3 separate regions of the Homo sapiens genome follow, and regions 1 and 3 are each linked to region 2. Evidence: read pairs that join two places in POLR2A ChIA-PET (ENCODE). Cell type or tissue: GM12878. All regions are shown on one strand.

Region 1 (4,000 bases), 71 kb after region 2:
ATAAAATATATATTTATATATACGTATATATACATGTATATATACGTATACATATATATGTGTATATGTATACGTATATATACATGTATATATACGTATATATAAATATATATTTATGTACATATATGTGTGTGTGTGTGTATATATATATATATATTTTTTTTTTTTTTTTTTTTTTTTTTTTTTTTTTTTTTTTGAGAAGGAGTCTCGCTCTCTCACCCAGGCTGGAGTGCAGTTGCGTGATCTTGGCTCACTGCAACCTCTGCCTCCCAGGTTCAAGCAATTCTCCTGCCTCAGCCTCCTGAGTAATTGGGACTACAGGCGCATGCTACCACACCCGGCTAACTTTTTGTATTTTTAGTAGAGACAGAGTTTCACCGTGTTAGCCAGGATGGTCTTGATCTCCTGACCTTGTGACCCACCCACCTCAGCCAGAATTACTATAATTACAAAGAAATTAGAGAGATATTAAGACACTTTGAGTAAGTAAAATGTACATGAAATATACAAATTCATAGAAAACACAGCTTAACAAAACTATAACAAGATGGAAAACTTCATAGTCCTCTATTAAAGAAATTAAATCCTCTTTAAAAGCTTTTCCACAGAGAAAACTTCAGTCTTGGATGACTTTACTGGTAAGTTCTACCAAACACTTACAGAAGAAATAACAAAGTTGTATAACAAAATTTCAGAAGTAATAAGGATTTCTTTTTTCTTTTTCTTTTTTTTTTTTTTTGAGACAGAGTCTCACTCTGTCACCCAAGCTGGAGTGCAGTGGCACTGTCTTGGCTCACTGCAACCTCCGCCTTCCAGGTTCAAGCGATTCTCCTGCCTCAGCCTCCCAAGCAGCTTGGGATTACAGGTGCGCACCACTGCGCCCGACTGATTTTTGTATGTATTTTTTTTAGTAGCGACAGGGTTTGACCGTGTTGGCCAGGCTGTTCTTGAACTCCTGACCTCAAGTGGTCTGCCCACTTCGGCCTCCCAAAGTGCTGGGATTACAGGCGCCTGGCCAGGATTCCTTAAATAAGGTAAAAGAAAATGTAACTCTAAATGAAGTGATTGATATATTTGACTATACTAGAATGCATTCACCAAAAAACACCATTTACAAAAACAAAAAGCCTGTAGAGTTGGGAAATATATTAATTCATATAACCGTCAAAGGACAGGTGTCCAGGTATGTAAAGTACTTCTGTATACCAAAGAAAAGGAACACCCAATAGAAAAATGGGCAAAAACCTTAATGAAGCACTTCATAAAAGAAAAAATTATCTAATAAACATACAGAGAAGTGCTTTATCTCATTCTGTAAAACTCTGCATAGGTTCGGAATTGGCCATGGCGAAGTGTTAACTGTGCTGCTGTCTAATGTGGAATGTAGTGGCAGATGAACCTGGGAAGAGGAGAAACAAGAAAAGGGCTGAAAGGGGGAAGAGATGGTAGAAGAAAAAAAATACGTTGGATACAGTGGAACCACCAGGTGGCGCCACGCTACAATATGACTCTTGGAAGTCTCCTTTTAAAGAGAGAGCAAGGTAATTTCTTAGTCGTCATTGCAGATGTTTCTGCAGCCAATAGTGAAATATTTGACAAAATTGAAGCATTTCCAAACCAGGAAATGTCATAGAATTTTAGGTTCTAGTTGGATAATCTTTGGATAACAGTGAATGATAGTATGGTATTAGCAATACTCTAATATGTATATTGTTTGTAAATGTGGGCATAGGATTTGCAATACTCAGTAAGCATTGGATTTTTTCAGGGACCACAAGAGAAACCTACCAGAAAATACAAATGGTCCAACTCTGAATGGGAATGAAAAACATACCTGTACAAAATATGCACTAAAAAAAAAAAATCAGAAGTCTAACAATATATATTGAACAACTGTGTATTACAAAGACTCCCTGGCAAGTTCTCATCTGTTCTGACCAGTTGGTATTTTCAGCGTTCTTCTTTCACTTTGGCCATTTTGGTTGGTATGTAATGGTATTGTGGTTTTAGTTTGCATTTCCCTAGTTATTAGTGGGGTTGAGCACCTTTTTCATATTACTATAGGCCATTTCCTCTTTTATGAAATGCCTTTGTAAGTATTCTTTTCTAAATCGATTTCGAGGTGTTCTTTATATATTCTGGATCTGACTCCTTTGTCAGCTATACCTGTGGCAAATAGCTTGTCCCTCTCTGACTTGCTTTGTCATACACTTAATGGTGTCTCTTGAGAAGTTCTTAACTTTAAACTAGAGAAATGTATTATTCTTTTCCTTTATAGTTAGTGCTTTTTGTGTTGCAGGGTTTTTATTAAATCATTTTCTACTGACTTTTTTTTTTTTGAAATGGAGCCTTGTTCTGTAGCCTAGGCTAGAGTGCAGTGGCGCCATCTCAGCTCACTGCAGCCTCTGCCTCCTGGGTTCAAGTGATTCTCCTGCCTCAGCTTCCCGAGTAGCTGGATTTATAGATGTCCACCACCACTCCCGTCTAATTTTTGTATTTTTAGTAGAGACAGGGTTTCACCATGTTGGCCAGGCTAGTCTCAAACTCCTGACCTCAAGTAATCCACCCACCTCAGCCTCCCAAAGTGTTGGAATTACAGGCGTGAGCCACTGCACCCAGCCTTTGTGTTCTGCTTAAGAAGTCCTTACTCTAAGTTCATGATTATATTCTGTGTTACATTTTAAATGTTTTGCCTTTTAAATTTAGCTCTAAAACAGATCTGGAATAGATGTTTATGTGTAGTATGAGGTAGGAGTCAGGTTTCATTCCTCTACCTACAGATTGTTCCTGCACCATTTATTGAAAAGACATTTTGTCTAGTGCACTTCACTGCCATCTTTGCTGTAAATCAAGTGTCCATATATACTTGAGTGTCCAGTATACTTGAGTTTATTTCTGGGGTCTGTATTCTGTTTCATTAGCCTGTTTATTTCTCCATTTTCCAATACCACACTCTTAATTACTCTAGTATTACACATATCAATATCTTAATGAGAAAGTTCTCTAACCCTGTTCTCCTTTTTTGATGTCTTGTATCATTGTATTTCCAAAAAATTTTAGAACCAGCTTACCAACTTACACACAAGTACACTTACACATATGCATACAATTGCAATTTTCATTGTGATTTTCTTGAATCTATATATCATTTTGAAGGAGAGTAACATCTTGAAATTTAGTCTTCTGATCTATGAATGTAGTATATTTCTCCACTTAGATTTTCTATTGCTCTGTTTTATTGTTTTGGTTTAAGAGTTTCATACTTTTTATGTAAGATTTATTTTTAAGCAGTATGTTTGATGCTATTATAAATAGTAGCTTCTAAATTTTCAGTTGTTAATTATTCTCTCTTTTAAGAGATGGTTTCTTGCTCTGTTGCCCAGGCTGGAGTGCAGTGGTGCAATCACAGCTGACTATAGCCTCGACCTCCTCCAAGGTAGAAGGGACTACAAGTGCACACCACATGGACCCAGCTAATTTTTTAATGTTTTTGTAGAGACGGGGTCTACTAATTTTGCCCAAGCTGGTCTTGAACTCCTAGGCTCAAGTGATTCTCCTGCCTTGGCTTTCCAAAGTGTTGGGATTACACTTACGAGCCACTGTGCCCAGACTTTGATTATTTTTTGTCAAATAGAAATAAAATTGATTTTTTAATGTTGTTCCAGTGTCCAACAGTCTTACCAAACTCACTGAATCCTAATAATAATAATAATCTCAGATTTTCTATATAGACATGTAATCTGCAGCTAAAGGCAGTTCTATTTCTTCCTTTCTAATTCTTATGCCTTTTATTTTTTCAGTTACCCAGAACTTCCAATATAATGAATAGAAGTGATGATAGAGAAAAACTGTCAACAATAAATACACTGTGTGCAGTAAGTTTTATGTATTAACTCTTTGTCAGATTAAGAAAGTTCCCTTCGATTTATAATTTGCTGGAACTTTTTAATTATTAATAAATGTCAGACTCTATCAAATGCTTTTTCTGCATGTATTGAAA
Region 2 (4,000 bases):
GTGCATAGATGCAAGTCTTTTTTCAACTCTGGGAATTTTACTTCTATGGAATTTTTTTTTCTTTCCCTAATATTTTTTCACTCTTTTTCTTATCCTTTAGAAATTTTTATGTTGATCCCCTAGATCTGCTCTCTGTTCTGACTAGTTTTTGCTCATTATATCTTTTTATCCTTTTCCCTTAGAATCAGTACTTCTTGAAATAAACTGCTTCTATGATTCTGAGGTATAGCCAAATTGGGGAAGCCCTCTTGTGAAGGGTCAGCAGTGTTTACCTGGAAGAAGAACCCATTTCAGTTGTGCTTCTTGCTGTTTGGCTGCCTGATTCAATCAGTGGCAGAAAATCATATTAAATATATTTAGAGTACTCCCTTTAAAAGAATTACCTCTCTTTGAAATTCAGTAAATTTACATTGAGAATATTTGACAAATTTGTATATACATTTGCAGGCAATAATTTTTATGAGCTGATCTGCCATGATTAAATGTTTTCCTTTGTAAACCATCTGGTGTGGGTATTTTTTAAATTTCCTCAGTATGATCCCAGAGGGCATTAACTGTCAAAAAAAAAAAAGTTTATAGTAAAGAATTTGGAAAATACAACAATATAGAGAAAAAGAAAAACAGTAGTCCAGCTTCTCACAGAGATAACTGTTGTTCACATAGGAGTACATTTTATTCAAGTTTCATTTTATTTATTCACTATTAAACTTTTAAGGTTGTAGGAGTAACTAATACTGTTCTGTATTAATTTGTATTTTTTAAATACTTTTAAGATTATGGAAGTAAATGGACAAAACTTTGAGAATATTACATTTATGAAAGCCGTTGAAATTTTGAGGAATAATACTCATCTTGCACTTACTGTGAAGACCAACATTTTTGGTGAGTTTTGTTGTAAAAATTGCCTGAACTCTTTCTTCTTAATTTGGTAATAGAAAAGTCATTACAGTGGAAGAAAAGATAGTAAAATATAAACATGTTTTTGTCTAAGCTCTTCAGCTAGTTTCAGAATCTTTAGTTTTGAACTATTATGTATTCTAGAATTTTCATTTTTCATTATGTTTTTAATTATTTTGATAGTAAGTTTTAAAATAGGTGTACAGCTACCTTCAGTTATTTATGAAATTCCTATGGAGCGTGTATTATGTACTCTGCTGGAGGGATACTGAATGAAATATAGAATGTCCGGAATAAAACTAAGAAGTCATAATCAGGCATTTTTTCCCCCAGCTAGTGTGCAAATTAGTCTACTTCTAATCTTTAAGCCAGCTTTCTGAAGTAATATGAATGCCAGATTAGCTGTTTTATGGAAATAAACTGAGTAAAGCATTGACTTAAGTACTTAGTGAATTACAGATTTCTAATAAGAGCATACTCTACCTTTGTGTGGAAAAATGATTACAGTGCCTCTGTTGTGTTTTTATCATGTTTATATTTAAATAAAACCAGTGACTAAGCTCATACTTTTAACCAAATCTACTGTGTGTTTTTTTAAACTTTTAGGAAAGATTTAATGTGATTTGATTGCCTTAGACACTTTAGGATTTTTCAGAAATTCTGAAAAGAGTAACAGTAAAAATCATACAGCAATTGAAATAACAAAGAAACTTTAAGAGTCCTTATGAAGTAGGGAGGAAAACAAATCTCTCTAGGTTTTTTAGGTTACAATTTGAGAAGTAAGAGTTGGCTTTAAAAGCTATGCCTACGGAAGGGAAGTGTGAGTTTTATTTTTTTCACTTTGGCTTTTTATATTGTGCTTAGTCATAATGAAAAATGAAACGTGGGGTTTTTCCTCTTTTTGAGTCCCTTTGACTGAATTACATCATGTTAAATCTGGTAAACTGTCAATTGGCAATTTAGTATTATATTACTTTAGCATAGAATAAGTAAGTAAGCCTTCAGAATTTTTTGATTTCCTGGAGTTTCGACTAATATCTAGAAATGCCAACTTTTAGGTTAAATGAAAGAGATTTCCAGTTTCGAAAAATAAGAAAGCAGGACTTGCTCTCTTACTTTGAGCAAATTATTTAGTCTTTCCAAGCTTCAGTTTCTCTAGCACTATTTCCTAGGTTTCTTCTAAGTATCTAATACCTTTAAACCTTTTGTACCCGTCACATAAAGATTACTAACTGGTATTAAATATTCTGAATAAAAATACAGAGATAGTGTGAACCCCCATGAACTCTGGGACACAGAAAAGTAGATCTGAAGGATGCAAAAGACAGAAGCCATACCCTCAGAACCCTTTGAGTAGTGGGAAAACAGTTGGCCAACAGAACCCTAGGTTGGATATAGCAGAGGGTAGAAGTTACATGGAGCTGCAAAGGGGGAACATAGCAGTCACCTCTTTCTTCCTTACCCTAGGAGGAAAGCAAAACACCAAGGAGAAAGCTAAATACCTCATGTTTAGATTTAGAAAATGCACCCAGAGAAGAAAACAGCTGGCAATCTCAGTTTACTCTCTTTCTATTCTGGAATTTTAATTTATCTATTAAATTACAAAGGAATATTTGTAAAATATTTGTAGAAATGGAGCATTTTACTCTAGATGTGGTGATGCCCCTAATAAAGCCCTAATAACTCTGGCATTACCATGAAATAGAGTTGAGCAGTTAGGTTGTCCTGTATCAAACTTACAGTGAGGACACCTACAAAAAGGAAACCTGTGACCAGAAGACATTGGTTCAGTGATACTGAGAGGTGAAGCCAGCTGGACTTCCTGGGTCAAGTAGGGACTCGGAGAACATTTCTGTCTAGCTAGAGATTGTAAACGCACCAATCAGCACTCTGTAAAAACACACCAATCAGCGCTCTGGGTCTAGGTAAAGGATTGTAAATGCACCAATCAGCACTCTGTGTCTAGCTAAAGGATTGTAAATGCACAATCAGCACTCTGTAAAAACGCACCAATCAGTGCTCTGTGTCTAGCTAAAGGATTGTAAATGCACCAATCAGCACTCTGTAAAATGGACCAATTAGCACTCTGTAAAATGGACCAATCAAGCACTCTGTAAAATGGACCAATCAGCAGGATGTGGGCAGGGACAAATAAGGGAATAAAAGCTGGCCACCCCAGCCAGCAGGGGCAAGCTGCCAGGGTCCCCTTCCACCCTCTGGAAGCTTTGTTCTTTCATTCTTCACAATAAATCTTGCTGCTGCTCACTCTTTGGGTCTGCACCACCTTTAAGAGCTGTAACACTCGCCGCGAAGGTCCGCGGCTTCATTCTTGAAGTCAGCAAGACCATGAACCCACCGGAAGGAAGAAACTCCGGACACATCTGAAGGAACAAACTCCAGACACACCATCTTTAAGAGCTGTAACACTCAACCGTGAAGGTCTGCATCTTCATTCTTGAAGTCAGCGAGACCAGGAACCCACCGGAAGGAACCAACTCTGGACACAATACTAGAACAAACCATTCTCAGTCCTTTTATTACTTAAAACTGACGATCAGGGATCACCAAGCATAAGGAGAATCAGGATCATTGAGAGGGTGTGGTAGAGACCTAATGAGTGATCTTATAGATTCTGGAGAAAATATTTAAAGGAGAGAAGAAAAACATTTCTAGGACGCTGCACAGAGCAATTTAAAAATTTATCCCTTGAGAGGCAGAGCTTGCAGTGAGCCGAGATTGCGCCACTGCACTCCCGCCTGGGGGACAGAGCGAGACTCTATCTCAAAAAAAAAAAAAAAAAAAAATTTATCCCTTGAAACAAGAACAGGATATTAGGAAAGAATAAACAACAATCATTGAGAAAGAAGTAACTCTTACAGACAAAAACATTTGTTTGAAAGAATAGATAATAAAGTTGAGAAAAATCTCCCATACTATGGAACAAAAAGACAAAGTAAAATTAAGCTCTATTCCAGGATATCTAAAAGAAAATGTAAGGAAGAAGATGTTTAGGAAATAATAGCAGAGAATATCCCAGAGTAAAAGAAGGATGTGACTCTCGTATTTCAAAGGCCTCACTATGAGCTGAGGAAAATGTATTAAA
Region 3 (4,000 bases), 620 kb before region 2:
TTCCTTCTCTATGCACCGAGAGCACCATGTCTGTCTTTTTCTAATACCTCTCTAGTTTTGTACTTACAATCTGGTATTATAATTACATGTCTCCCTCAGTGGAATATGCCATTGTTGAGAGACAGACTTTTGTCTTCTTCCTAATTGTATCCTCAGTGCCCAGATAAGGCCTGATTTAAAGCAGGCCTTTGGAAAATATGTCTAGTCTGTGCGAAAATGCTTACCATTCCCCTGACAGGGACAAGTGCCAAGTCCCCATACTAGTTTAGCTTTGTGGGCAGAGCCCTGGCCTTGTTGGTCCAGCTTATCATGCAGACAAGAGCCATGTCAATACTGGTGGACCCCGCTTGCTGTGGGAGCTGGAGAGCCAGATATGCTCACAGCTCCTTCTCAGTTACACCTAAGCTGCCTGTGGGGAGCTCAGGACTCTGCATGCGCCTCCACATCTTCAGGCCGAAGATTCTCCATCACTTCCAAGAAAGCACGCTCAAATGTGAAAGCAGATAAATCATTAGCACCCTGTGCTGGGGCTTGTTACTGTTCAACAGGGGTTCTCTTTCTGGGAACCTAAGATACTTCATGTGTACCTTAGCAGCAGCTAATGGGGGTGGATGGAAGTGGTCACCAGGCATTCCAGTCACCCAGGGATGCCTAGGTCCCTTTACCAGGAAGCAGCGAGAGAGGCATAATGGACACAACTCTGTCTTTCTTATAGAAGACACCTGTTTCAGGCCAGGCCTTTATCTTGCTGAAGCTGACCCCACTGAAGGGTCATTGTGCTTTGGTTAGAAAACCACTGCAACCAAAGCCATCCAGTGACAAAGTAGTGGGATCCCTCATACTGGAGCAGGCAGACACCTACTGTCCCAGTAGTCTCATGTCAGAAACAACACTCAACATACATTGTCTTTTGTGCCCAGCTTGGGAGCTGGTCTGTGAGGACTGAGGGATCCCAGGTACCTTGAGTTCTTGTAACCATACAGTGGATGGACACAGACACAGCACCATCCTAGGGCTGGCAGATACTCCATGCTCATCGGTGCCAGCCTGCTCATCAACAGAATCACCCACCTCCATTCTGTCACCCACCAGGTATTTACTGAGACTCTTCTACATGACATGTGCCATTGAGGGTACTGGGAGAATAGCAGCAGACCTATAATACAAAAGCCCCTGCCCTTGAGGGGGGCTACCTGGTTTCCAGGTGCACCCCCAGTTTATCTCATGGTTTAGGTGGCACTATTTATGACTCACCAAGTTTGTGACAGATGATCAGTGTCTTCCTTCTGTGGCTGCAGTTTATCTGTGCACAGATGCTGGCATCCTTCAATCCAGGTCTCAGGTTTGGGTCAGGGCTTAGCTTGAGGCAGTAGGAAGAACAGAGCTCTCTGGATGGTTTAGGCAAGCTTGTCCAACCCATGACTCACAGGCTGTATACTACCCATGACAGCTTTGAATGTGACCCAACATAAATTGGTAAACTTTCCTAAAACATTATGAGATTTTTTGCTTTCTTTTTTTTTTTTTTTTTTTTTTTTTTGCTCATCAGCTATTGTTAGTGTTAGTGAATTTTATGTGTGGCCCAAGACAATTCTTCTTCCAAAGTGGCCCAGGGAAACCAAAAGATTGGACATCTCTGGTTTAGAGATTCAGTTGGTTTCTTCAACTTCAGTTCTTGGTGTACAGGGATGGCCTCTGACTTGCTCCACATCCTCAATCCGGCCACCACCTGGTTTTCTGCACACAGGAAACACTTGGCAATGTTGGCTGAAACAATGAGTGAGAGCCAAGTGCCAAGTGCTGGGCTAACCTCGCTCACAGCCAATTAGGCATAAAGTAACCAGGGCTGTAAGAGAAGTGGAAACAGAGATGCAGATGCTCCAAGGAGGCCAGACACTTGCCCTCCTCTCTTGGTGAGTCCTGTGCTCAGAAGGGGCACAACGGAGACGTGCTTGGGCTGTCCATACGGCAGTCTCTCTGCGGCAGTGGAGAAAGCTCTGGTCTGTGTGTATAGTGTGCATGCAGGGGAGTGTGCATATGTGTGTATATTTGCCTACATGCACATGCATGTTCACATTGGCTCTGGTCCCCACAACAACACCATTATAGGGCCCTGCTTAGCCATCCTTTCTGCAGTGGGTGGGGGGGGTGGGGAAAGGGGTTCCTGACTGCTGTGTCACTTTTGGATAGTCACTGTTTTTTGTGTGCAGCACTCCTACCTCACCTACCCCACCCCTAGAGGCAGGCAGGGTGATGACTGAAGCATCAGGCCTGTGGTTTCTGTAACAGGAAGTGATTTAGATGCTGAAAGCTAATTTTAGATGAAATGATATGGGGTTTTTAAAGAATCTTTCAGGGTTGGTTTCAGGCTCAAGGCTTAGCCCCCTGCTCCTCTTGCCTACAGGGGACAGGCAGTTTCCCATTGTCCTTGTCACTGTCTTGCTGGGTGAACTCATGCCTAGCTGGGCAGGGTTCTTAGGTAGAAAGCCAGTGCTGATTTTTCCTGGATTTCAGAATGTTTAAGTCATTGTTTTTGGCCTTGAACACCAGAGTCCTGTGACTCAGCACAGGCCTGGCTCTAGGCCAAGCAGACACAGGACCTCTTATCCCTGGAAGGGGACTGCCTGGAGGCTCCCAAGGATCTTGTTAGGACAGAGATGTCCACCCTCACCCAGGCTGAGGCCTGGGCCAGAGGTCAGATGAGGCTTCTGGGCCAAAAAAAGTATCATCTTGGGTGGCAGACACTTAGGTGGGGCCTCTTCTCCCAGTTAGCCCTGTCCTGAGCCTCTTAGCAGGGGCGGCTTTCTGACCCAGGTGCCACACTAAGGATCCCATCCTGATTGAGCCCTGTAGATTGGGACTCCTGATAGCAGCAGACACAAAAGAAACTGAGGAGTAGGCACAGAACTCTGAGAGTCCTGTCCTCCTGGTGTCGGGGTCCCACTGGTTGGGGACCTTGGAGCCTCGTGGTTTCTGTCTCTGCCAAGGCCTGAGCACAGGAAATAGAAGGTTGGGCCTCCCTGGTCACCTCTGCAAGGGTCTTCAAAGCCCATTTTAATCTGTTGTCCCATTCCCTAGGTCTTCCACAGCACCCCATACCAGAGAATGCTGCTCCCATTATCAGAGAAGCAGCCAAATATCAGCATGCTAAGAGAGATGTCCCAGGGTTACATAGCTTCACTCAGGCAGCATTGGAGCCAGCCAGGCCAGGAGCTTACCCTGTCCCATACTACCGATGGGATGCCCAGCATTCAGGGAAAAGAGCTCACTCTGCATATCTCATCTAGACAGCAGCCAGCCTCATGAACCCCTACCACAAACCTGGGACCTCTGGAAAGCCAAGTATAAGTCTCTGCCAGTTCTTAGTCCACCCTTGTTCTGCTTTGTGGTGAGGTATAGCTTGGGAGATGAGGCGAGGCCTATAGGTCTTGGTTGGTACACAAGAAGAAACACTTCTGCCTAGAGAGGCTGTCGACAGACATTTCCAGGGACACACAGCAGACAGCCTTCATGGCCTTCATGACCAGTCGGTCCCTTGTGGAAGACAAGTAGGACAGGACAGATGATTAGCCCAGAGCCAAAACTGAGCTCAAACCGCAGAAGAGGAGAGCATTCTCACAAAAGCTCCAGTGTTTGCAGCACAATGACGGAGGTAGATGGTGTGAGCTAAGCCCTGTTTTGAGAGTTCCATAGAAGGTGTCTTTGACCTATTTTCAAGGGCTGTGGTGGTAGGAGGAATTTTTGGCCACATCATAAAGAGTTTTGTGGCCACCTCTGATATACCTAGCTCAGGAAGTTGTAATTTTCCATGATTAGGTTATTAGTCACCAAAGTGATTGCTGCCCCCAGACCCTGGCCCCTGTGCTGCAGGAGGCTGACAGAGATGCCCCTCCAGCACTGCAGCCCTGCCTCCCCAGCTGCAGGCCAGAAGCCAAGGAGGCCCTGAGTACTGATGTTGGGCCCTCTGGGTGCTTCCCTTGTTTGTGGAACCCCACAGCCC

The links. Peaks named below come from ENCODE experiments on the same cell type or tissue, not always from the same donor. Only the 100,000 strongest peaks of a DNase experiment are listed, where the experiment ranks them.
Region 1: POLR2A ChIA-PET joins it to region 2 with 7 read pairs; 2 of 35 experiments call an interaction of 5 or more read pairs at or near these places.
Region 3: POLR2A ChIA-PET joins it to region 2 with 6 read pairs; 1 of 35 experiments calls an interaction of 5 or more read pairs at or near these places.

Annotation. Positions count from the first base shown.
Region 1 is chr5:131,414,946-131,418,945 of GRCh38, reverse strand. LOC105379173 (a long non-coding RNA gene) reads left to right here. Exons shown (of 3, transcript XR_007058929.1): 2 at 1,769-3,875. Among named protein-coding and RNA genes, the nearest start is that of CDC42SE2, 150 kb to the right of the region's middle. In GM12878, a CTCF peak has its summit at 1,495 (motif pointing right); DNase peaks (open chromatin) are centred at 1,505 and 2,065.
Region 2 is chr5:131,486,428-131,490,427 of GRCh38, reverse strand. It overlaps RAPGEF6 (Rap guanine nucleotide exchange factor 6), which reads left to right. Exons shown (of 28, transcript NM_016340.6): 15 at 774-882. Among named protein-coding and RNA genes, the nearest start is that of RAPGEF6, 150 kb to the left of the region's middle. In GM12878, no CTCF peak of the experiment used is centred here; a DNase peak (open chromatin) is centred at 1,737; H3K4me3 peaks cover 461 bases; H3K27ac peaks cover 2,340 bases.
Region 3 is chr5:132,102,084-132,106,083 of GRCh38, reverse strand. No RefSeq gene overlaps it. Among named protein-coding and RNA genes, the nearest start is that of CSF2, 30 kb to the right of the region's middle. RefSeq lists enhancers at 2,236-2,615, 2,394-2,688. In GM12878, no CTCF peak of the experiment used is centred here; DNase peaks (open chromatin) are centred at 1,813, 2,283 and 3,680; H3K4me3 peaks cover 760 bases; H3K27ac peaks cover 2,717 bases.